Regions from separate parts of the Homo sapiens genome. Here all the other regions are linked to region 2. A link is a loop called in an ENCODE intact Hi-C map of the cell type or tissue named here. Cell type or tissue: GM12878. All regions are shown on one strand.

Region 1 (8,000 bases), 290 kb before region 2:
GGTGAACTTCGCATGACTTGGTCTATTTTTATGATAGTGAGTAAGTTCTCACAAGATCTTGCCATTTCAAAATTTGCAGCACCTTCCCCCAACTCTCTCTCTCCTGTTCTGGTCATGTGATGTGCCCGCTCCTGCTTCACCTTCCACCATGATTGAAAGTTCCCTGAGCCTTCACCAGAAGCCAAGTGGATGCCAGCACCATGCTTCCTGTAAATTCTGCAAATCATGAGCCAACAAAACCACTTTTCTTTATAAATTACCCAATCTCAGGTATTTCTTTATAGCAATGCAAGAATGGCATAATATATGATTACAGTTACCAATACCTTTTGATCAGGGGGTGGATTCATGTTAAATGTTCTTATCACACACAAAAAAAGTCAGTGTTGACCTAGTTGAAAAACTAGCTTATTTGTGACTCATGCTATATTAAAAAACAACTACTGAATAAATCAAGAGTGCTATTGTTTTTTCTGAGTGAAATTGTAATTGACCTATGTAACCCTTGTTTCAAATGTCCTTGTTAGAATTTTCAGAAAAATTTTAGTGGAGTATATTTTATAAACATCTCCTGACATTAACATAATTCTAGGGCTCATAGGGATGAATAAATCTAAATTCTGTCAAAATTTTAAAAAGAAAGAAAATTAAGAATGTAATTGCCTTTTAGCTCCAAATCTACCTTTACTTGTCCTGATTGTGTTACTGGAATGTTTCTCCTTTACCAGCAGACATGATGTTAAGCTCTTCTGTAGAAGGCGTGAAGGGACACTGAAGTTAAAACGGAGTTCTCTTCCCATTTCTGGCTGCTTTCATCTGCCTGGACATGCTGTGTGTGTGAAGTCTAGTAACAAGTAGGACGCCCAGTAGTGCTACTTCCCAGGCAGTACCATCATCAAAGGTATTTTGCCAGAAGGTTGCAAACAGAAGCATCCTCCCATAGATGCCCCCCACCCACAGAGTACTTCAGAGAGTGGTTTTCCAGCAAGTTCTAAAGTATAGCTCTTCCTTATGGATGGCTTCCCATGAGGACTAAGAGGGCAGAATCCAGAAGGCATTACATTGATTTCAAGAAATGTTTATTAAGCTATACTTTTAGTATTAGTATAAAGATGAACAAATAGATTAATGGAACAAAACAGAACACTCAGAAATAGAAACACATATGTATAATTAATTTTCTACAAAGCCTCAAGGCAATTTAATGGTAGAAGAATACTCTTTCCAATAATAATGCATTTGGATAGAAAAGAATCTTGAAATTTTTTCACACCATTTACAAAAATTAACTAGAGATGAATCACATCCTGCTTGTAAGAACTAATATTATTAAAAAGAACATTAGATAGAACCTTAGTGAGCTTGAATTTTTCAGAAACTTATTAAGTATGACAGAAAACACTTGAACTATAAAAGTCAAAGTCAATAAGTTGGACTTTATCAAAACCAAAGGAAACTTCTGCTCTTCAAAAGACATGGTAGAAAATTAAAAGCAAGTTACAATATAGTGAAAATATTTGCGTAATATACAAGTAACAAAAATATATATACCTGGAAAACATAAAGAACTCTTACATTTCAATTATGAAGACAAAGGAACTAATTAAAATATTGGAAAGAAGAAAATATGCCTCTAACTGAGGAATGGACAAAAGATCTGAAAAGACGCTCAACTAAAAAATATGTAGATGACCAATATACACACAAAAAAATATATTCAGTGTCTTCAGTCATCAAAAAAAACTTTTAATTCTAACCACAATTGGATACTATTATGCATCTACTTAATGTATGAAATTAAGACTAACACATTTTGTTGAGAATGTTAAGCAACTGGTAACTGTCATACGTTTCTGTTGAGAGTGTAAGAAAATAAAACCATTGTGTATATATACACAATGGTACAAAAAGAATGAACTGCGAAGTCACACACATAACGGATAAACCTCAAAAGTATGCTTAGTGATAAGAAGTTAGAAAGCAAATTGTTATTTTATTTTGATAAGATTCTTTATTGTCAAACTAAATTCTGGCAATAGAAAGCAAATCATTGGTTTCCTGCGGCTGATGGTGGTATAGGGGACACAATGGGATGGGGCATGTGAGAAAATTTAGGGGTAATGGAAATGTTCTATATCTTTTTTCATTTTCAATATCATTTTTATAATAAATTGCCTTGAGAGCCTTGTAGAAAATTAACTATACATATGTGTTTCTATTTCTGAATGTTCTGTTTTGTTCCATTAATCTATTTATTCATCTTTATACTAATATAAATGGTATTTTAAAGTGTAGCTTAATAAATATTTCTTGATTTTTTTTAAGTATTTTAAAACAAATACAGGCTGGATATTCTGTTGTACAACTTTTAACGCATTTGAAATCAGCAGAAAAGTTGCTTTGGGTAAGTCTGGGATTAAAGATTTGCCTATATCTGATTTTAATTGAAAAGCATTGCAAGAAGGGATAATATAAAAAATAAATAATTCTCTTTTAACTTGAAATTACTTATCTGTATGAATAAGTAATAAAGTACAATACAAATATAATGCAGAAACACATTGGAGGCTGAGCCTGATGTAGGGTAGAAACTGTCACTGATAACCCTTTGTTTCTGTCTTACATGCAAAGAAATGTTCTATATCTTGATCATGGTGGTGATTACATGTTTCTACATATACGTCAAAACATCAAACTATACACTTAAAATTGGTGTCTTTTATTGTATATAAATTATGTCTCAATATATTTGATTAAGGCATAAAACATAAATGAACCTGCACCACACACATGAGCTAATACTACAAAGCTCTAGGCACAAATATAAGGGAAGATTTCTTCAATCTCAGTTTAGGAAAACATTTATTAGACAAGACACAAGAAGTACTAAATATAAAAGAAAACAATTGTAAATTTAATTAATCAAAATTCAATAAAGCTTGCCCTCATTAAAAGACACTATTTAAATAATAGAAATGCAAGCCACAGACTTGGGGACAATATTCATAGTACATATGTGTTCCAAACAAACTTAATTCAGAATATATAAATAATAGGATTCAATAATTTTAAACTAATCTTATGAGCAGAAGACTAGGGTAATTTACTAAAATGGAATGGTCAATAGGCAAATGATAAAATAATGTTCAACATAATTAGATATCAGGCTAATACAAAATAAAACTAAATGAGGTACTACTTACCCTCACTAGAATTATTAATATATTAAAAATACAGGAACATAAAACAGGCAGTGCCAAAAGTTGGAAAGAATGTGAAGCAGCTGGTAGGAAAGTTATGTGGTGTACCCATACCGGAAAACATTTGGGAATCATATTATGGAGTTAAATGTGTACCTACCTTATGACCCCAGGAGTGCTACTCCTAAACATGTAAGAGACAGGACAAATGTCCACAGAAGATTTGTTCAAAATATGTTCATGGCAGGTTTATTTATAACAGCCAATAATAAGAATGAACCAAATGTCTATCAACAGATAAATGAATAAATATGTTTTTGCATATCCATTCAGGTGAATACATCAATAAAAAGACAAACTATTTTACATGCAGTAAGATAGATGAATCTCATAAGCATTAAGTTTTCTGAAATAAGTTAGACACACAAGAGTACTTACTATAATATTACATATATCTCAAATTCAAGAAGTGCAAACTGAACTATATTGATAAAAATCAATTCTGTGTTGTCTCTGGGTAGGGAGTCACCTGGAAATTCACATGAGATAACTTTTGGATGTGATGAAAATATCATATTTCTTGACTGGTGGGGGTGGTTAAATGGGTGAATGTATTTGTAAAACCTCAAATAACTGATACTTAAAATACTTAAATTTTTAAATATAAACCATTCCTTAATTTAAAAATAAGGAAAAAAGTGAATGTAAAAGGGAAATTTAAAACCCTCATGACCTGTTTTTTAAAAATCTAATTAACAAAATACACACAAGGAACTCTAAGTATAGTATTAGAAATGGTGATAAGAGCAAAAGAACAAATTCTGGAAGTACTAATATCGGGAGAACAACAAGAACAACAAAAAACAACTGCCAATGGTAATAACTTAAAAAGTCAGTTGGCTGATTTGATATTAGCCAAAACAAGGAATGTTTAGAGGCTCCAATTAACAGCTGAATACTTTCTGATGACAACACAAGAGGGAGCTCAACAGCTGCAAAACTAGGAATACTATCCTCCCCTTACAAGAGTACATGAAAACAAATCTCACTAAACATGAATTCAGGAAAAGATCATGCCTATATCTCATATGAAGTTATTATGAGGAAAAAAATCATCAGCAGTACAACATTACTATAGAGAATAACTGTGCACCTACCGAGTGAAAACCAAGATATCCTGCCCAGGTTCTCTTTCAAGTAAAGGACTTGTTGCCCGCCAACTGATGGTAGCTCTGTCAGTAGGCAGACTTTAGCTGTCAACTTAGTCATTGTATCAGCAACACAGACACTTTGTCCAAAGTAACAGGCTTCGTGCAGCAAACTACACCCAAACAAAATTATGCAGATTAATAAAGCCCTGGCCATCATGGCTCAGCTCAGGACGCCTCTGAATGGTCATTCTAGCTACAGAACTCACTGTTGGGTCAGCTGAGGCTGTCACTAGGAGTGCATTCGGCTTGACTTCTCTCTGTACCCGATACTTCCCCCCACATTCCATAGGTGTTAATCCCATACATTTATTAACAAATATTCTATATGCCAAGTTGTCTCAGAATATGCTTCCCAGGGAGCACAACTTGCAATAGCCAGGAAGATATGACTTCAAAATCGATGAAAACTCTAACTAAATATTTCAAAATGAGGTCAAAGAAGTTAAAGAAGTGATAGAAAATACAAAATAACAGCAAAGATCAGAATCATAAACTCAGTCATGACTGAATAGAGGAGAAGTTTTGAAAAGAGGGGATAGATTAGGAAGCAGTTGGAAATGAAAGAAAAATTGTTTCATAAATGAAGGTTAAACTTGGAGGAACATAAGACAATAAACATGATGGATAAGCCTATAACAGCAAAAGATACGGAAAGAGAAACTAGAGTAAAAGAGAATAATAATACTAGGGAATATAACTCTGTAATTATATCGTTATAAAGTGTGAAGGCATGAAAATACTAATGCATGATATTAGAAGCCATGAATATTGTTTCTGTTAGAGAATAGGTAGTGGGTAATGAAGTATTTGGAATATTATATTTTTTGACCTACACATATTCACTTTGTGGTAATTAATTGATGTATTCATCATAATTTGTACACTTTTCTGTATGTGTGTGTTTTGATCAAAAAGTGTACATGGTATACTCTTCTTCTTTCATGGTTCCAATATATTTTATATGAAGATGTCAATTATTTTATTTTTTATTCTATGCATTTTCTGTATATCCCCCTGGGGATTCTCTCTTATCTTTAGGTATCTGTGTTTCATGTTAAAGCCTTCTTCAAATATATGGTAACTCTTGGATGTTCAAATATATTCCAGACCACAGCACTAAAAAGCCTATTTGAAGCTCTCTGCACGTGGGTAGACCTTGTGAACTGGTGGGTTCCAATGCAGAAGTCAGGCAAAGCAATGCTATTCATTTTGTTGAAATTACTCATAACTTCTCATTACCTTCTCCAGAAAGAAACACTCCTACTACCTAAGTGAAAGGTGTAAGACTGGCTGTCAATCTGGGGTCTGAGTGTTGGGAAAGAGGCTGGTGCTGCCTCATAGTATGAAAGCATTCACATTTAATCCTCTGCTTGAAGTATAGCCCCTTACATTTGCCTCTGTTCTACCGAGTGTTTGAAGTCAGAAGTCCTTAGTTTAACTGCTGTAAAACTTAACCTCCAATCTTAAACTGGCATTCAACAGATACAAAGCAATGCTACTCCGTTGGGAGTTGGCAGTCTAGTGATGATCTATGAGCTTTTTGTTATTGGCTTGTAATGAGACAGGTATAGAAACTAAATTATATTTGTGTTACTTACCAGTGGTAAGCAACTATTATAAAATTTGGTATTACTGAAACATACAAGCACATAATCAGACACATTTTTGGAGCAGAATATAGAATAGCTCAGGTGCTTTTCATTTCGTTTTTCTAGTAGTTGATTTTTATCATATTTTACTGAAGTATTGGCCTTCTATGAAATGTAAAAAGAAACTGGTTCTTTACTGCAGATGATTTGAGAAGCACTGATGGAGAAGTCGAGTTCCTTATTCAGATATTAAGCCAATCTTACTCTTTCCAATGTCATCTTGGTGACCCAATTGTGACAAGAATGTCCAGATACAGTTTGGTGTTGTGAACTGGTTGGCTTCCCCGTTTTGCAGGTATGTTTTCAACTTTCTCTCTTTCTCTTACAACCATGTCAATCATCCTTTTTATTTTTGCTTCTATAATTGTTTTGATGTCTGCCCTGTGTTGTTCTCTCCTGTTTACCTTCTTGATGAGGGCTTATATGTATTTTTTAATACACCTACTATTATTTTAGTGCATTTATAGGTAGAAATACATGTTAAATCCCAAGAGGTTTATTTAGTATGTAATAAAAGATTTCACAACAAAATTCAACATCAATGTTGTTAGAAGTGTATAAAACTCTAATAAGCTCTAAAATGCAGTAAAGCATTTTAATTTGGCACTATGAAACCATGACAGGTTATATACACACCAATAACAATATAGTGTGCTAAAATAGTTTAATTAAATTTAATTCATAAAATAAATATAACATCTACACATACCAAAATTTTAATCTAAATGAATGTGCTTCACTGGGCATAATTCATAAGAAACCACTAATAAAACATAATAATTTGTAAAAATAGAACTGTCAATCACATTCTCCCACAAACAAAACTAGAAATAAATAACAGAAGTTATTTAAATATCAGCAAGAATATATCTATAATACATAAACACTCCATTCCTAAATAACATTTGGTCAATAAATGAGAAATATAAACCCATTAGAAAAAAAAAGAACAGAAGAAAACAATGGCAATAACCAATGTTGTACTTGAAATGCCTTAATTATTTAACCATGAAAATGAAATGAAGTAAAATGAAAATAAATAAAAATACCTAGGCCAAAAACTGGAAAAGGGAGATAAAAATTGGAACAGAGGTTATAATTTTTAAATATAAGAAAACATTATTTGTGATTTGACACATTTTAATTTGAAAATCTAAATAAGGTTAACAGGAAAGAATACAGTTATATTATGTCCCAGAAAAAAGAGGCTGCATATGAAATATGAACTTCAGTTTTATTTATTATTATTTTAAAAGAATACTGATAATCTACAGCATAGCTAGAGAACTGCACCCAGGATAGTGAGGCATCTGAAATTCAGGTCACATAAATTATGGAAAATGTTCAGACTGTCATCATAACTGTCTCAAACATCTGTGAATCAGGACTCGACTTACTGTATGACACAAGAGATAGAATGCATGAAAAGCAGAGGCAAACTTCAGCTGAAATGAGAGGGGATAATAGTATGAGCTGAGTGCAACGGGAATATACATTTTATGAGGTCGTTGATGCCCAATCAGTGGAGAAGGGTTTCCCTTAGAGATACTGATGAAGAAATTTCTGTACAGGTGAGAGGTTGGACCAGATGATCACCAAGATACTTCTCTCTCAAATCTTATATATTCCCATGATAAATTTGAAGCCGGGTATCTTCCTCTTCCTAATAAATTCAGTGTGGAAAGCCACGTAGATACCTTTAGCCCAAGATGGGACGGAATGGTTGAATATTGTTTTCCATTCCATTATGAAGCATAACTTCTATGTTACATAGCAAAACTTCTACATTGCATAAGAAGTGGTTCAAAGGAGCAGTCAGAAAAGCCATTCCAAAATACCTGTTTTGAGGACCTTGAAAGAAATAAAATCCTCTCAGTTATGGAAAGCATGTTTGAAATGAGCTCTACATTGTATATGGTTTCACATTTTGCACTGCTTTT
Region 2 (8,000 bases):
GGTCAGGAGATCGAGACCATCCTGGCTAACACGGTGAAACCCCGTCTCTACTAAAAATACAAAAAAAAATTAGCTGGGCGTGGTAGCGGGCGCCTGTAGTCCCAGCTACTTGGGAGGCTGAGGCAGGAGAATGGCGTGAACCCGGGAGGCGGAGCTTGCAGTGAGCCAAGACAGCGCCACTGCAGTCCAGCCTGGGTGAAAGAGCGAGACTCCGTCTCAAAAAAAAAAAATAAAATAAAAATAAAAATAAAAATATCTTGAGGCAAATGAAAATGGCAACATAACATACCAAAATGTGTAGGATGCAGCAAAACAGAGTTCTAAGAAGGAGGTTTAAAGGAATAAATTCCTGCATCCAAAAAGAAGAAAGATCTCAAATAAACAACCTAACACTACACCTCAAGGAAACTGGAAAAAGAAGAACAAAATAAGCCCAAAGTTAGCAGAAGGAAAGAATAACAAAAATCAGAGTAACACCTAGAAAAACAATAGATAAGGTCAACTAAACTAAGAGTTGGTTTTTTGGAAAGCTAAACAAAATTGACAAACCCTTAGCTATACTAAGCAAAAAAAAAAAAACAAAAACAAAAAAAAAAGAGCAAGAAAGAAGACTCAAATAAATAAAATAAAAAATGAAACAGGAGGCCGGGCGTGGTGGTTCACACCTGGAATCCCAGCACTTTGGGAGGCAGAGGCAGGCGGATCACTTGAGGGCAAGAGTTTGAGACCAGCCTGGCCAACATGGAAAAACCTGGTCTCTACTAATAATACAAAAATTAGCTGGGCGTGGTGGCAGGTGTCTGTAATTCCAGCTACTCAGAAGGCTGAGGCAGGAGAATCACTTGAACCTGGGAGGCAGAAGTTATAGTGAGCTGAGATTGTGTCACTATGCTTCAGCCTGGGCAACAGAGCAAGACTCCATCTAAAAAAAAAAAAGAGGCCGAGCACGGTGGCTCACGCCTGTAATCCAAGCACTTTGGGAGGCCAAGGCGGGTGGATCACCTGAGGTCAGGAGTTCAAGAACCAGCCTGTCCAACATGGTGAAACCCCAACTCTACTGAAAATACAAAAATTAGCTGGGTGAGGAGGCGGGTGTATGTAATCCCAGCTACTTGGGGAGGCTGAGGCAGGATAATCGCTTGAACCTGGGAGGCAGAGTTTGCAGTGAGCCGAGATCACACTATTGCACTCCAGCCTGGGCAAAAGAGTGAGACTCAGTTTCACCAAAAAAAAGAGGAGCAATTACAACTGATAAGACAGAAATACAAAGGATCACAAGAGACTGCTATGAACAACTATACGACAAGAAATTAGATGACCTAGAAGAAATAAATTCCTAGAAACTCGTAACCCAATAAGACTTGAATTATGAAGAAATCAGAAATCTGAATAGACCAATAACAAGTAAGATATTGAACAAGTATTAAATGTCTCTTCAAAAAAAAAAAAAAGAAAAAAAAACCCAGGACCGTATGGCTTTGCAGCTGAATTCTTTACCAAACATTAAAGAAGATCTAATACCAATCCTCCATTCCATCATCTGGAGAATAGTAAGAAATGCGAATTCCTGAATTTATCCCTGAACCAAAGAATTAGAAACTCCAGACCCAATGATTTTTAAAAAGCCTTCCAGGTGGTTCTGATGCCCACTTAAGTTGAGAGTCCCTGATAAAGGAGCATATTTCATAACCTTGGAGAAAGAGTAAATAATTTACTCAAGTAAATAACAATTACCATAAAGAAACATGTCAATAAACTATATCCCATTAAGAAGAAAATCTTTTTATCAAAATATAGCTTTAAGAGAGTAAAAGGAAAACTACAGATTGGTAAAGAAAAAATATGTACATAGATATATAATCACAATACATGTATCCAACAAAGAACTAGTACCCACAAAATATAAAGAACTTCAAATAAAGAAAACATAGACACCCCCCACCCCAAAAAAAAAAACCCAAAAACCTAAACAGGCATTTCACAAAAGAATATATCCAAATGGTTTAACTGCATATGAAAACATGTTAAGTTCCATTCATCAACAGGGAAATATGAACTAAAACAACAATTAGATACACTACACTCCCATCAGAGTGGCAAAAGTTAAGAGTTAGTAACACCAAATATTGGCAAGGATGCAGAAAAGATGGAAGGCAAAACTGGTGTAACCATTATGAAAAACTGTTCTCCAGTATCTATTAAATGTAAGCAATATTTCTAACCTATCACCAAGCAATTTTATTTCTATGTTTATTCACAAAAGACATGAGTGTTTATGTTCACAAAAAGACGTGTACAAAAGTATTTAAAGCAACATTATTAAAAATAGCTAAAATCTGGAAACAATTCAAATGACTACCCCAAGTACAATGGATAAATTGTGGTACATTTTACACAATGGAATACTACACCACAATGAAAAAGAGTGAACTACTGCTACATGCCACAACATGGATAAATCTCACAGAAATAATGTTGAATGAAAGAAAGCAAGCTGGGGCAACATGGTGAAACCCCATCTCTACAAAAAATACAAAAATTAGCCAGGTATGGTGGCACCCACCTGTAATCCCAGCTACTCGGGAGGTTGAGGCTAAAGTGAGCCAAGATCACACCACTGCACAGAGCGAGACCCTGTCTCAAAAAAAAAGAAAAGAAAAAAGAAATTACGAAGGCAAACAAAAAATAGTACTGGCCAAGATTCCAGTAATGTGAAGTTCAAAAATAGAACTAATAGATTATTAGTTCTCTTTTAAAGAGCGTTGAATGGGAAAAGGAGCCATGAAGGAGAGTTCTGGGTGCTGAAAATGTTCTTTATCAGGGTAGTAGGTTATGCTTGGGTTTCTTACAGGAAGCCGACTCTAAAACAGGAAAGGAGAGAAAGCCAAAGTAAACTATATTAACGTGGGGAGCTTTATAAATGACTTTACTTTGGGGCATGTTATCAGATACTAAGGCTAATATATTGGAAAGAATAAAACAAGAAAGGAGAGAAAGTCAATAGAGTGGTACTATCAAGCTGGTCGCCACTATGGAAAACTGGATCTGACCTCGCCGGAATCCTCTGATGAGCAATGAAGATCTTGCCTCAGAATTGTCCACCTGAGGGGTATGAAAGGAACACAAAGCCCTGACTCCCATCCCCTAATAGTCACGGATTGCCCATTGGGTCTTAATTCCCCCACACTTTCAGTTTTGAGCATTCATAAATGCTAAGTAGCTTCTCACAGGTGTCCCAACCACATTGTGAATAAAGACTTAGTGCAAAAAAGCAGCGGATATGCAGTGAGCTGAGCTGAGGTTCTGTAACCAAGAGCCTCACCAAGGGCTGGAGGAAAACAAATGGGCTGAGGTGTAAGGCACGGTACAAGAGATGTCTGCTACTGCTATGTTTTAAGGTCAAATGAAGAATATATAGACACAACATAAAAAATCAAATTTTTTTCCATAGGAAAACTTCAATATTCCACAGCCTGTTCAATAACTGTTTAACTTTCAGTGCCACCTAGTGGTGACATTCACAAGCATCATGTTACAGCTCTTTAACGGTTTCAAGGGAAAATCCTCATAATATTGTATGTGGTTCAACGTCACTCCATTATGAGTTGAAAATCCCGTGCCTGATGTAGAACACTCACCTGCAGTAACAGCTGTTCATCTGTTGGGACCCTTATCTTAACTCACCACTTTCAGAAGAGCAGACAAACTCAATTTGGTACTTGTAAGTAAACTATATTGATGTGGGGAGCTTTGTAGATAAGACCTCACTGTATATGGAGAATTTTAGCTGCCTCTGGGCTACTTCCCCCGTATTTTATCTCAAAGTTACCGTCATTGTTAAATGAGATCTCCATATTGCATCTGTAATCTAAAAATCCTAATTTCTCTAGCCTCCTGGAGTCAGTGTTTACTTAAATCTCCAAATTAAAGTATACCAAATGAATTCCATTAAGCCAAGTTAATTATTATAAAACCAAAGTTAAATAATGTTTTTCTCATTTTATCTTTGTTGTATTAAAAGTATATTCATTAGCATCAAGTCTTTTTCATATGAAAAAAATATTCATGGTGAAAAAAAACTAATTGGTGAATCAAATATGAATTTCACCTATACAAAGGGTTTGCATTTGTGAGTTTTCTTTTGTACCCATTATTTCTTAAAAATTCAATTTTTCTAGATTTCCAAATTGATTTCAATGTTTCTATATGACATTTTATCCATTATAATCCATTATAAATCATAGTTTGTGTTGGTTTTGCTGCTATTCATATTTATTTAAAGTTTTAGATAGAGCAAAGGTAGCTTGTTAACACATTAATGCATTTCTAATCAAATTTCCATGATTGTCCTTTGTCCTGAATTGGATTACCATATTGCTAATTTGGTTCTCTTACCAACTTTGCAAATTGTATACTATTTATGCAGGCTAGGGACTGAGTAAAAAGCATAGAATGGAATTAAATGTTCTTTGTTGTATAGACAATGATTATGTCACCTACAAATAAATGTAGTAGACTTATTATTTTCCAGTTTATGACTTTAACTTCTTGCCTTTGCCTAATTAATTCTTAACTAATGAGACTGGGACATCCAGTACAGTGCTGAATAGATATGCAGAGCACAGACATTCTTGCCTTGTTCCCAACATAAGAAAAGTGTACAATATCACCATTAAGTGTTATGTTAGCTATAACTTTTTGTTGTTGCTTTTTGTCAAATTGAGGAAATTCCTTTTTATTTCTAATTTACTAGTAGCTTTTTGTCATAAACAGATGTTGAATGTTTCGAAACTTCTGTTTATCCATTCAAATAAACACATGATTATTTTTCTATAATTCTCTACATTCTCCTATATTTTGAATATAGGAATTATATAGGAACAAAATATAGGAGAATATAGGAATAAAGTATCGGCAAATTATTGAGATTAATTACACTTTAATTTTCAAATATTAAGACAATCTTTCTTTTCTGTGATAAACCCCACATAATCATGATTTAATAATCTTTTATATATTGCTAGATTTTATTAAACTATTTAAAGATGTTTGTGTCTAACTTTATGAGTAATATTATTCTGAATTTTCTTTTCTTGTAATTTGTTTATAAAGTTTCAGTATTAGGAATATGCTATCTTCCTAAAGTAAGATTTTAAGTAAGATTGATATTTTTTCTTCTTTAAATGTTTGATAGAATTCACAAAGCCTTCTGGGTGATGCTTTGTCTTTATAAGAGGGATTTTTAAAACAAAATATGTTAATATTTGTTATTTATTATTTTATTTTTGCTTTATTGTACTTATTATTTACTATTTATTTGTTATTTTAATAACAAATTATCATCATAGAGCTATTCAAATGTTCTTTCTGTCTCACTTTCAGTAAATTGAGTTCATTAAGGATTTTTTTCATTTAAAAGTACATTTTCAAATATATTGGTATAAATTTTTTCATTAAATTTTCAACTTATCTCTTTAATAATAAGATTTGTTATAATATTCTTTTTTATTGTTAATACTGGTAATTTGTTATTTTTCTCTTTTTTCTTGATCATTCTTGCTAGGAAGCTATCAATTTTATTAATCTCAAAACTAAACATTTGGCGTTATTTTCTCTATTGTTTGTTTTGTTTTATTGATTTCTTCTTTATCTTTATTATTATCTCCTATTTATGTTGGGTTTACTTTGCTCTTTTTGTTCTTGCTTTTTAAGGTGGAAGTTAGCTCACTGATATTAAACATTCCTTCTTGTTGTTCTATAACATTAATATTTGAAGCTCTGAAGTTCCTGTTTTCACCACGTTTAAAGTGTCTCACATAATTCGATACGTTGTATCTTTATTATCATTTATTTAAAAATGTTTTCTAATTTCTTTTTTGAATTCTTTACTAATCCATGAAATATTTAGAATTGTGTTGCTTAATTTTTAAATATTTGAGTATTTTTTAGATTTCTTATTGTTATTGATTCTAAATTCAATTCCATTGTGATCAGAGAACATACTCAGTGATTTCAGTTCTTTCATGTTTATTTAGACTTTTTTATGGCTCAGCATGTGGTCTACCATGGTAAATGTCCTATGTGTGCAGGAAAAGAACACATATATTCAGAAGTTATTAGATGTAATGTTCAATAGGTGTATATCAGGCCATATTGATTGGTAGTATTGTTCAAATCTTCTATATCTTTATTGATTTCTGTTCAGTTTATCAGTTGCTGAAAGAAAGTGTGTTAAAAATCTCCAACCATGTTTGTGATTTAATTTTTACTTTGTTTTTATTAATCTATTTATCATTAATTTTGAAATGTTATTATTAAGTGCATTGCCATTTATAATTTTTATTTCTTCTTTGTGAACTGATTAATTTATTTATTATTATAAAGTATTCCACTTATTTACTATTTTCAATTCTTTTCCATCCTTCTTTTATATCTGAGTTTATAACTTGTATTATTTCTCTTCATCTTGACAGACTTCTTTTAGCATTTCTTAGTAGGTCTACAGGCAACAAATTCCCTGCACTTTCATTTTCATTTTCAAAATGTCTTTATTTCACTTTTATTTGTAAAGGATATTTTTGCTGCAAGTAGAATTCTAAGTTGATGGGTTGTTTCTTCTTGCTTGTTTGTTCTTAGTAATTTAAAGATGTGTTTTATTCCCTCTTCTCTGGCTTCCATTTCTAGTAAGAAGTCAATTGCCATTCTTCCCATTGTTCCCCTGGATGTGCTGTCTTTTTTCATGGTTGTTTTTAAAATTATCTTATCATTGGTTTTCAGCAGCTTATCTATGCTGAAAAGTTTCTCTATGCTTTGCTCTGTCAGCAGTTTGACTATGACATGCCATGGCATAGTTTCTTTGTATTTATTCTGTTTGAAATTCACTAGGATTTCTGAACTTATAGATTAATATTTTTCAATTTAGGGAAAATTTGGTCATTATTTCTTAAAAGATTATTTCTGCCCGAGTCTAATTATTATTTTAAAAAGTTGTAGACACTGTATAGATTTATAAATATTTCAGTATTTTTTCTCTATGTCTTATTTTGGATGATTTCTATTGACCTTTCTTCAAGACAATTGACTCTTCCTTCTGCATTGCTTGTTCTACTGTTAAGGCCACCAGGTATGTTTTTGTTTTTCAGAATTCATTCTATGAGTTTCTTTTCTAATTTTTATTTATTTTACAAGATTCTTCATATATTCATCCATTCATTTTATCTTATAATTTCCCAAATATATTTATAATACTAGTTTTTAAAATCCTTTTCTGTCAGTTCCAATGTCTGGGTTATCTGTGAATTTGTTGCTTTTGATTTGTTGATTTTCTTATGGGTCCCTTTTTTTTACATCTGTGGTCATGTTTTATGTCATACTGAACACAGTATTTACATCTGTGGTCATGTTTTATGGTATACTGAACGTAGTACATGGATAACAGTGAAGACTGACTTACGCAACTCTTTTGCTTTGTTTTTATTTCCGGGCATGCGCAATCTCTTCTATGTGTGGCTGCCAAAGTAGGAAAGTGATTATTCATATTTCACTGAGTATCGGGTTAATCTTGAACTAAGCAGCAATTTTTAAGATTGAATTCATCACTGGTTAGGCTTTCCTCCTGATGCCACAGCTGATTCTACCAAAGCCTAATTTCTTTTTTCTTTCTTTTTTTTTTTTTTAGACGGAGTTTCGCTCTTATTGCCCAGACTAGAGTGCGATGGTGCGATCTCGGCTCACTACAACCTCCGCCTCCCAGGTTCAAGTGATTCTCCTGCCTCAGCCTCCTGAATATCTGGGATTACAGGTGCCCGCTACCATGCCCGGGTAATTTTTGTATTTTTTAGTAGAGATGGGGTTTCACCATATTGGTGAGGCTGGTCTCGAACTCCTGACCTTGTTATCCGCCCGCCTCGCCTCCCTAAGTGCTGGGATTACAGGCATGAGCCACTGCGCCCGGCCTCCAAAGCCTAATGTCTTTGATCTTATCAATGTTCAATCCTGGA
Region 3 (8,000 bases), 870 kb before region 2:
GCATTATTTCAGGTTATCTACTTTTGAAAATTTAGAAAGTTTGCAATTTGACTTCCAAAGATTTTTATGTGGTGCAAGCATTTCATTGTAATCAGACCCAGGTCAACAGATTTTATTTCTTTGCTAATCCCCTTTACAAAAACGTTAGTCCTATCTTGTAAGGTATTTTATTCACACAAATAACAGGATTTCTTTCATTATGGTATATTTTTAGAATGAAGGGGGGCAAATATCTTTTGTGGAATATTACTGTTGCCCTGATGATGAAGTTCCTGAATCTGAGTCTTGAGTATGATGATTCACTGTGATATTTATGTGTACATTCATGATAAGTTGAGTTATCATTATGAGTATAAAAATCTTCATAATTTCTTATTGAATTTTCTGTAGAGAAGATGCATGGAGAAGATAAAAGCAAGGTCCCTGTACCCTAATAGTTATGTATTTTGTGAACAAATGCTTTCATGAAGTCATAGATTATCTAGTATTAGACTGGCCTGTGGCTCTGTCTTTTGAACTCATGGGAATCACTGTGAGCCAAGATGAATAAGTTATAGGTTCTATTCCACTTAAGTAAAACATTTCAAGAGTCTGAAGATTTAAAGTTTGTTGAAGGCATATCAGAACTGTTCTTTTGTTTATTTACTATTAGAAAATGCAAAGGCATATGGACATTGCTTATTAGTTTAAATGCCAGAGATTAGATATTAAAGCAGTGGTTCTCTAAGTGTTGTGTCAAGACCAACAGCATCAGAATCACCCAGGAACCTGTCAGAAATGCTGGGGGTGAGGCCTAAAATCCGTATTTTTCACAAGCTTCCCCCAGGAAATTCTAATGCATGCTAAAGTTTGGAAACCACTGTTTAAAGGATACATTTTTTAAAATTAGCATTTAATTGCATTGAGGTGTTTGCTTTTACTTGTGATTTCTTTACAAAAGTTCTGAAATTGAGGCATCACTAAACAAGTCTGAACAATTCTTTATATGATGTATTTCTAAAGTATACCTTTTTAAGAAATCTATGGACAAGATATGAAAGTCTTCAGAGTCATAGATTTTCTCCTTATTCTTAAAACTGTTCAATGCAGTACTTATTAGATACCTTTCGTTTGCTCATAAACATTTATTGACCAAATCATTGTATTAAAAACCAATTAGTGGTTTCTTACAAGACTAAACATACTCTTATTATATCTTATTATACAACACAGCAATTGCATTCCTTGATATTTACCCAAAGTTGAAAAATTAAGTCCACATAAAAACATGCACACAGATATTTATAGAAGGTTTATTCGTAATTGCCAAAACTTGGAAGCAACCAACGTGTTCTTCAGTAGGTGAATGGATAAACAGATAAATGGAGACAATGGAATATTTTTTAGTGCTAAAAAGAAATGAGCCATCAAGCCATGAAAAACCATGGAGGAATCTTAAATGCAGATTACCAAGTGAAAGAAGACAATCTGAAAAGGCTATATACTGTATGACTTCAACTATATGAAATTCCAGAAACAGCAAAACTATAGAGACAGTAAAAAGATCAGTGGTTGCCAGGATTTGTCGGGAGAGAGATGACTAGACAGAGCACAGAGGATTTTAGGGCAGGGAAACCACCCTGTATGATACTGTGAGGGTGGATACTCATTATACATTTGTCCAAACCCACAGAATGTACAACACCAAGTGTACCCTAGTGGCAACTCTGGAGTCTGGGTGATAATGATGTGTCATGCTCAGTCCACCCTGGTGGGAATGTTGATAATGGGGAGGCTGTGCATGTGTGAGGGAAAAGGGTATATGGAAACCTGTACCTTCAGCTCAATTTTACTGTGAGCCTAAAACTGCTTTAAAAAATAAAGTCTACTAAAAAGAAAAAAACTGGAAAAAAAATGCAAAGTGACATGCTTTTGTGTGTGTTCTTTCTCATTCATCAAATTCGGTATTTATTTGATAACTTGCTTTTTTCTCCATTCGCTCTTGTTTAAATGCTTATTAGCTGGTTATTATTCATCGGGGCATAAACCTGTATATTTCTTATTTTTTTTCTCTCCTGTTTTTCCATTTTATTCTTTTCTAGGCATACTTTTAGAAAGAGATCTTCAGCTTTATCACTCTATTAGCTTTAAAACTTTTCTGCTATCACATTTAGAAAATATATTTATAAAATCTCTTCTGTAATTTGTTCATTTTTTACAAGTATTAGCACTGTCTTTTTGTTTCATGGATGCAATGTCTTTTCTTATCTCTCTGATGACCATATATATTTCTTCTTCTACCCTCTGCTTTGTCCTTAAGTTCCTTCTTCTGATTTGTTTTCTGTTTTTTTTTTAAGTTGGAGGCTTTTCTGAATGTTATTTATGTCTGTTTACTCATATTTAAGAAAGAAATGTCCATACATGTATACACACAAAACTGACTTGAATTCTTTTTGCGTTGGCCTGGTTTATTTATGAGTTAGTTTAATTATAGGATTGGCACGAAAGGGCCTGAGTCTTTGTATTGGAAAACTCAAAATGTCAGTAACGGTGAGAGTTTTTCCCTTCTTGGGCCAGTTGCTACAGTAGGAGCCTCCAGTCTTCTGCTTATGGCATAAACCTTGCTGTCAGTACTCTAGAAGTCAGGGAGGAAAGGGCTTGGGGATCCCACTTTTCTCCGTGAGACTGTTAACAAACCTCCTTTTTCAGCACAGTTGCCTCCTTTCCCTTCTGTGTCTTGTGTCACCAAGTTGGGTATCTCTCTGATTAAATTTCTTGGTAAAACAAAGCTGGACGATGAGTACTTGTCTCTCTGCCCCAGGTGCAGCAGTGTACCTGCTCCTCATTGAGACCACTTCCCAGCTTAATCACTTAACTCACCTTTTACAGGACCTGAAGCCTCAAATCAGTACGCCTCTCTGGGGTTGGTGCTTGTTGGGTTCTTCCTCAACAGGGAGCTTTCTCTCGTTTACTCAGTAGGTTACCAAATTCATACACTTCACATCTTTTTAATTCTTACATATTGTTCTCTTTGGTGTTCTTTCGCCTTGTGTGATCCACTCATTCATGCATTCACTCATTCAACGAATATTTTCTGAACACCTTCTCTGTGCCTGGCACTGTGTCAGGTGAAGTGGATGCAGTGAGCCAGTGGGCAGAAATCTCTTCCCTCATGTGCCTTACATTTTAGGAGCATGAGGCAGAGAATAAACAAACAAATGACATATACCGTATGTCAGATGATGGTCAGTAACACGTGTGGGAAAAGATAATGTGGGGAAGAGGTAGAGAACATGCTGGTCAGAGAAGCCCCACAGATAAGGTGCTATTTGAGCTGAAAGCTGGCAAAAGTGTAGAAACAAGCCTTGCAGTAGAAAGTGAAGGAGGTCCTGCAGCTCTGGGCTGATTACCTGGGCATGGTTAGGTGCTCTTCCTCTGCTCCTTGAGCATCTTGAGCATGCTTTAATTATAACACTTATCATCATGTCCTATTGTGATTATTAAATCACATGTCTGTTTTCATGACTTGGCAGAGCCGCTCAACATCTGGAACTTTGTCTTACTAACTTTTATATTCTCAGAATCTAATACATCATATTAGATGTTCAGTGCATAATTGTTAATTCAATGAATAAGAAAGGAAAACCTCAAGTAAATTGCTGACTAGAATCAAGCCCTCAAGCTCTGAATTTAGGGTTAGGAGCCTGGGTTAGGAAGAAAGACTGTATATATGCTTTTGAGGCAAGCAGTCAGTGAGGGAATGAGGCATGATTACTTGCAGGTGGCTACAAGCAATAAAAATGCGGTCAAAAAGGTTAGCAGAGGGATTGCCCCACTAGTAGATAGGAACTGTTACAACAGCCTGTGACAATGAAGACAGATTGCAAACTTCCTACTTAGGCACAGATGAGAATGTAACACAGAAGAAACTGGCCGCAACTGGTTAAAGCCAAGATGGTCGAAAACTTGGCTGACTGCTGACCCTTAGCTTCATTATGCCCTTAATATCATAAAACTTCCATGGGGAAATTCCCACTCCCATCATGCACCTGACGCCATGACAGTTCCGGATTAACCATCTTTAGTCAAGAAAAGGGTGGCACCCCGATTCCGGGAATTGCCCGCCCATTTCCCAGAAAACCCCTCCCCTTGATTACAGAGTACTCCATACCTTCATTGTGCTTATTCATATAGTACGTGAACCACATTGCCTGTGACTCAAATCTTTGAGTGCCTGCACTCCTCCCTTGAGGGTGTCGTTGGTTTTGCTCCACAATAAAATGTCTATACTTTCGCTTGGGTCTCATTTTCAGATTCTCTTATGCTTTGAAGACAAGAACCTGCACTGCCCTACTGGCAACACTTTTAGATACCCTCTGAGATCAGTGTGCTTGTTTATACCAGAAAAATGTCATCACCAGGCCCCTTAGTCACAAAGTGTATCAAGAAGTCATCTGCGGTCATTTTTTACAGTTTCTAGGCCACTTTCTGTTTCCAATCAGTGTAGTTCCTATGTGGCATGACTCAGATACAAGTTTCTATAGACATTTTCTTCTGTGGCTGCTAGTGAGAACCCAAACCAGCTCAGCCAATTAGAGCTCCAGTTGTCACTCCTACCCACACTGGGCCTGGGGGTGAAGGGAAGTGTTTATTAGGGGTACATGTGAAGCCGTCCAGAAGTGTCAGAGTCTTTGTAGCTTTGAAAGTCACCTAGGTTATTTGGGCATGCTCTCCTGAGTCCTCTGCTAGTTAAGCTCTCTGAAAAGAAGGTGGCAGACCCGGTTTGCTGATCGCCCCAGGGATCAGGAGGTAAGCACCATAGAGGAGCTGGGTTAGAGACGAGAGACTTAACCGTTTCTCTGCTGAAAAAGACAACTGAGGAAAGGCCAGCCATGCTGTGCACACCTCTGAGAACCTGAACCTGCAAACATGGACATCAGCTCTGAAAGGATGGGTTCATTTCTCTTTTATTCACTTTAGCCATGTCCTCTGGTGTCTCTGAGCTGGTGTTCCTTAAGCTTCGGCTTCCTTTGGGGTTTGTCTATCAGCCTATTTGTAAGGCTGACTTTTATGCCAATAGCAAATACAAGCATTTTTTAAGTTAACAGATATTATGAAGTAAAATGCAAGTTTTTCATTTATAAGGCAACATAACTTCAGAGAAAAAACTGAGTCAATCACATAAAATGTGATTAAAATGTGATTGTTATTATATAAGAGGGTTATAGGAAGATTAGCTTCTTATGGACAAGTAGAAAAGTAGGAATCATCCAAGCTGATTGTCACAGTAGATATTCAACAAAGGTAGTGTCCTTCCTTGCTTTCATCAGTAGGATGGGGGCATTTGGATGGCTTTATCATTGCAAATATTTTTAATGTATTCCTTATTTTGAAAATGGTCCTGATAATAGTTTTAATTTTCACTCATGAACTCTACATGTATAAGTAGAGTTTCTCCAGCGCTTACCAACATATAGGAAAAAACATTATAAGGCCATTAACAGTGATAGTTTAGAATTTATTAACATTGACTCTACTGATGGGGGTATTCAAGCTTCCCTAAAATTCACAATCAGTTATTTTCAGCTCATAAACATCTTTTCCTGTTCTTTGGCTTATTTCTTCCACTTTATATGTTGCTGCTCTGGAAGTCATTAATTGCTAATAATGTCAAACATCTTTTTTATGTTTATTGGATATTTGAGCAAATTGCTCATTCACATCTTTTGCACACTTTTCAAATAGACTGTTGTTTTCTTATTGATACATGGTTCTCCATGTATTCCAAAAGCAAAACCTCTATTAGCTCTCTCTCTCTCTCTCTCTCTCTATATATATATATATAGCAGGTATAGCCATATATATATGTGTGTGTGTGTGTGTGTGTGTGTGTGTGTGTGTGTGTGTATTGCAGGTATCTGCCCAGTTTTTGCCTTGTATAATCACTTTGTTTAGTGTGTGTGTGTGCACGGATGTGTGTGTTTCCTACAAAGAAATTGAGAATATGCATGCAATCACATTTGACAAATTTTTTTTTTCTGGCTTGTCCTTTTTGTGCCTTATTTAAGGAACCTCCTTCTACTTCAATGTATTGAGAAATTCTGTGTTTTATTCAACATCATTACTATTCTATTTAGATAATTAATCCAACCAGATATATATTTTGTGTATGATATAAGAGAAAGGCTGAATATATCATTCCCTGTGTATTGTCATTTGTCTGAACACTTTTTATAGTTGGCCATTCTTTCCTTGTGATTTTTAATGCCACTTTGATTATATACCAAGCTTTAATTTACATGTGGTCCTGTTTCCACACTCTATTTATTAGTTCATTTTTTTCTACGCCACTGCCATACTGATTTAATAATTATACATTTGTAGTAAGTATTGATACCTAGTAGTAGGGATAGTACATCCTGATAAACATATTCAACTTGTTTTGCAGGTTTTTGTCTTTATTTTTTTCATTTAGGTTTTAGGATCATTCTGATAAATTCTATGAAAAACCCTTTGAGATTTTGGATAGGAGTTTATAGATTAATTTGACAACACTGCTGTCTTCATTTTATCAAATCTTCCCATTTAAAATATCAGACATACACCCACTTAAGTAGGTCCTTTAAATCTCCCAATAAAGTTTTATAAGTTTCCCTTTAAAACTCTTAAATATATTGTATTCGATGTTCTTATGTACTTTGTAGTTTTGTTGCTATTGGAAATTACTTTTTTTATGTAATTTTTTTCTCTCTTGGAGTGGTACTAAAATAAAGGAATGCATTTCTGTATATTAATCTTATAGTTATAAACTGTTGAATTATTATTTATAATGTTTTGTGTATTATTTTGGATACTATACATAAACAACTATATTACTACAACGTGATTTTGGCAACAAGTTACAAAAATAGGTTGATGGACAGAATAAAGAATCCAGAAATAGACTCACTCATATTTGGACAACTGATTTTTGCAAAGGTAAAAAAAAAAATCATTAAAAATGACAGTCTTTTTAACATATGATTCTGGGAAAATTCATATTCATATGAAAAATAAATGAACTTTGAATCATCACTTATATCATATACAAATTAACTCAAAGCAGTACATACAGCCAAATGTGAAATGATCAAACCGTAAAATTCTTACAGGAAGACATAAAATCTTCTAATCTTGAGATTGGAAAAGATTTCTTAAATAAGACACTGAAAGCATGATCCATGAAAGAACAGATTGATTAATTGCACTTCATCAGGTATATGTATATGCCAAAATTTATCAGATTGTATACTTCCAGTGTATGCACCGTGTTGTATGCCAGTTATGCCTCGATAAATCTATTTTAAAAATAACAGGAAAATGTATCCTGTTTCCTTTTTGTTGTTGTTGTTGTTGTTGTTTTGAGATGAAGTTTCGCTCCTGTTGCCCAGGCTGGAGTGCAATGGCGCGATCTTGGCTCACTGCAACCTCCACCTCCCAGGTTCAAATAATTCTCCTGCCTCAGCCTCCTGAGTAGTTGGGATTACAGGCGCCCACCACCATGCTCGGCTAATTTTTGTACTTTTAGTAGAGATGGGGTTTTGCCATATTGGCCAGTCTGGTCTCAAACTCCTGACCGCAGGTGATCCGCCCACCTTGGCCTTCCAAAGTGCTGGGATTATTACAGGCGTGAGCTACCGCGCCCAGCTAATGTATCTTGTTTTCTGAGAATTCCAGAGGTGTTGTATACTTTCTGAAGATGTCTTTCCCAGGAGTAGTGATCACCTTGCTTAAGAAGTTCTTACCTATGTCCTACTCAAATCTCTTTTACTACTGCAAATATTTTATTTTTCTTTAAAAAATATTAATAGCTCACCTTGCTTTATTTTGAATGTAGAATCACTTTTGGTGGTGTAATCTTACATGTTTTGGATTCCTTATAGGCTGATCCCAAAGTTGTCAGATGGAGAGTAAATACAAGGAGATACTCTTGCTAACAGGCCTGGATAACATCACTGATGAGGAACTGGATAGGTTTAAGT

Evidence for each region. Hi-C counts contacts between places; a loop is a spot of excess contacts. Peaks named below come from ENCODE experiments on the same cell type or tissue, not always from the same donor. Only the 100,000 strongest peaks of a DNase experiment are listed, where the experiment ranks them.
Region 1: it touches region 2 in a loop (8-fold over the local background); 22 of 110 quality-filtered maps call a loop at or near these places.
Region 3: a loop joins it to region 2, with 4 times the contacts of the local background. A loop is called at or near these places in 74 of 110 quality-filtered maps.

What each region holds. Positions count from the first base shown.
Region 1 is chr1:158,492,757-158,500,756 of GRCh38, reverse strand. LOC107985213 (a long non-coding RNA gene) reads left to right here and starts at 5,871. Exons shown (of 3, transcript XR_001738258.2): 1 at 5,871-6,102; 2 at 6,203-6,355. In GM12878, a CTCF peak has its summit at 4,165 (motif pointing right); no DNase peak of the experiment used is centred here.
Region 2 is chr1:158,199,514-158,207,513 of GRCh38, reverse strand. No RefSeq gene overlaps it. Among named protein-coding and RNA genes, the nearest start is that of CD1D, 23 kb to the right of the region's middle. In GM12878, a CTCF peak has its summit at 3,503 (motif pointing left); DNase peaks (open chromatin) are centred at 3,258 and 3,586.
Region 3 is chr1:159,073,421-159,081,420 of GRCh38, reverse strand. It overlaps AIM2 (absent in melanoma 2), which reads left to right and starts at 4,655. Exons shown (of 6, transcript NM_004833.3): 1 at 4,655-4,788; 2 at 7,902-8,000. The coding sequence starts at 7,922. It also overlaps the pseudogene RAD1P2. RefSeq lists an enhancer at 3,914-4,213. In GM12878, no CTCF peak of the experiment used is centred here; DNase peaks (open chromatin) are centred at 4,040 and 4,410; H3K4me3 peaks cover 3,847 bases; H3K27ac peaks cover 4,096 bases.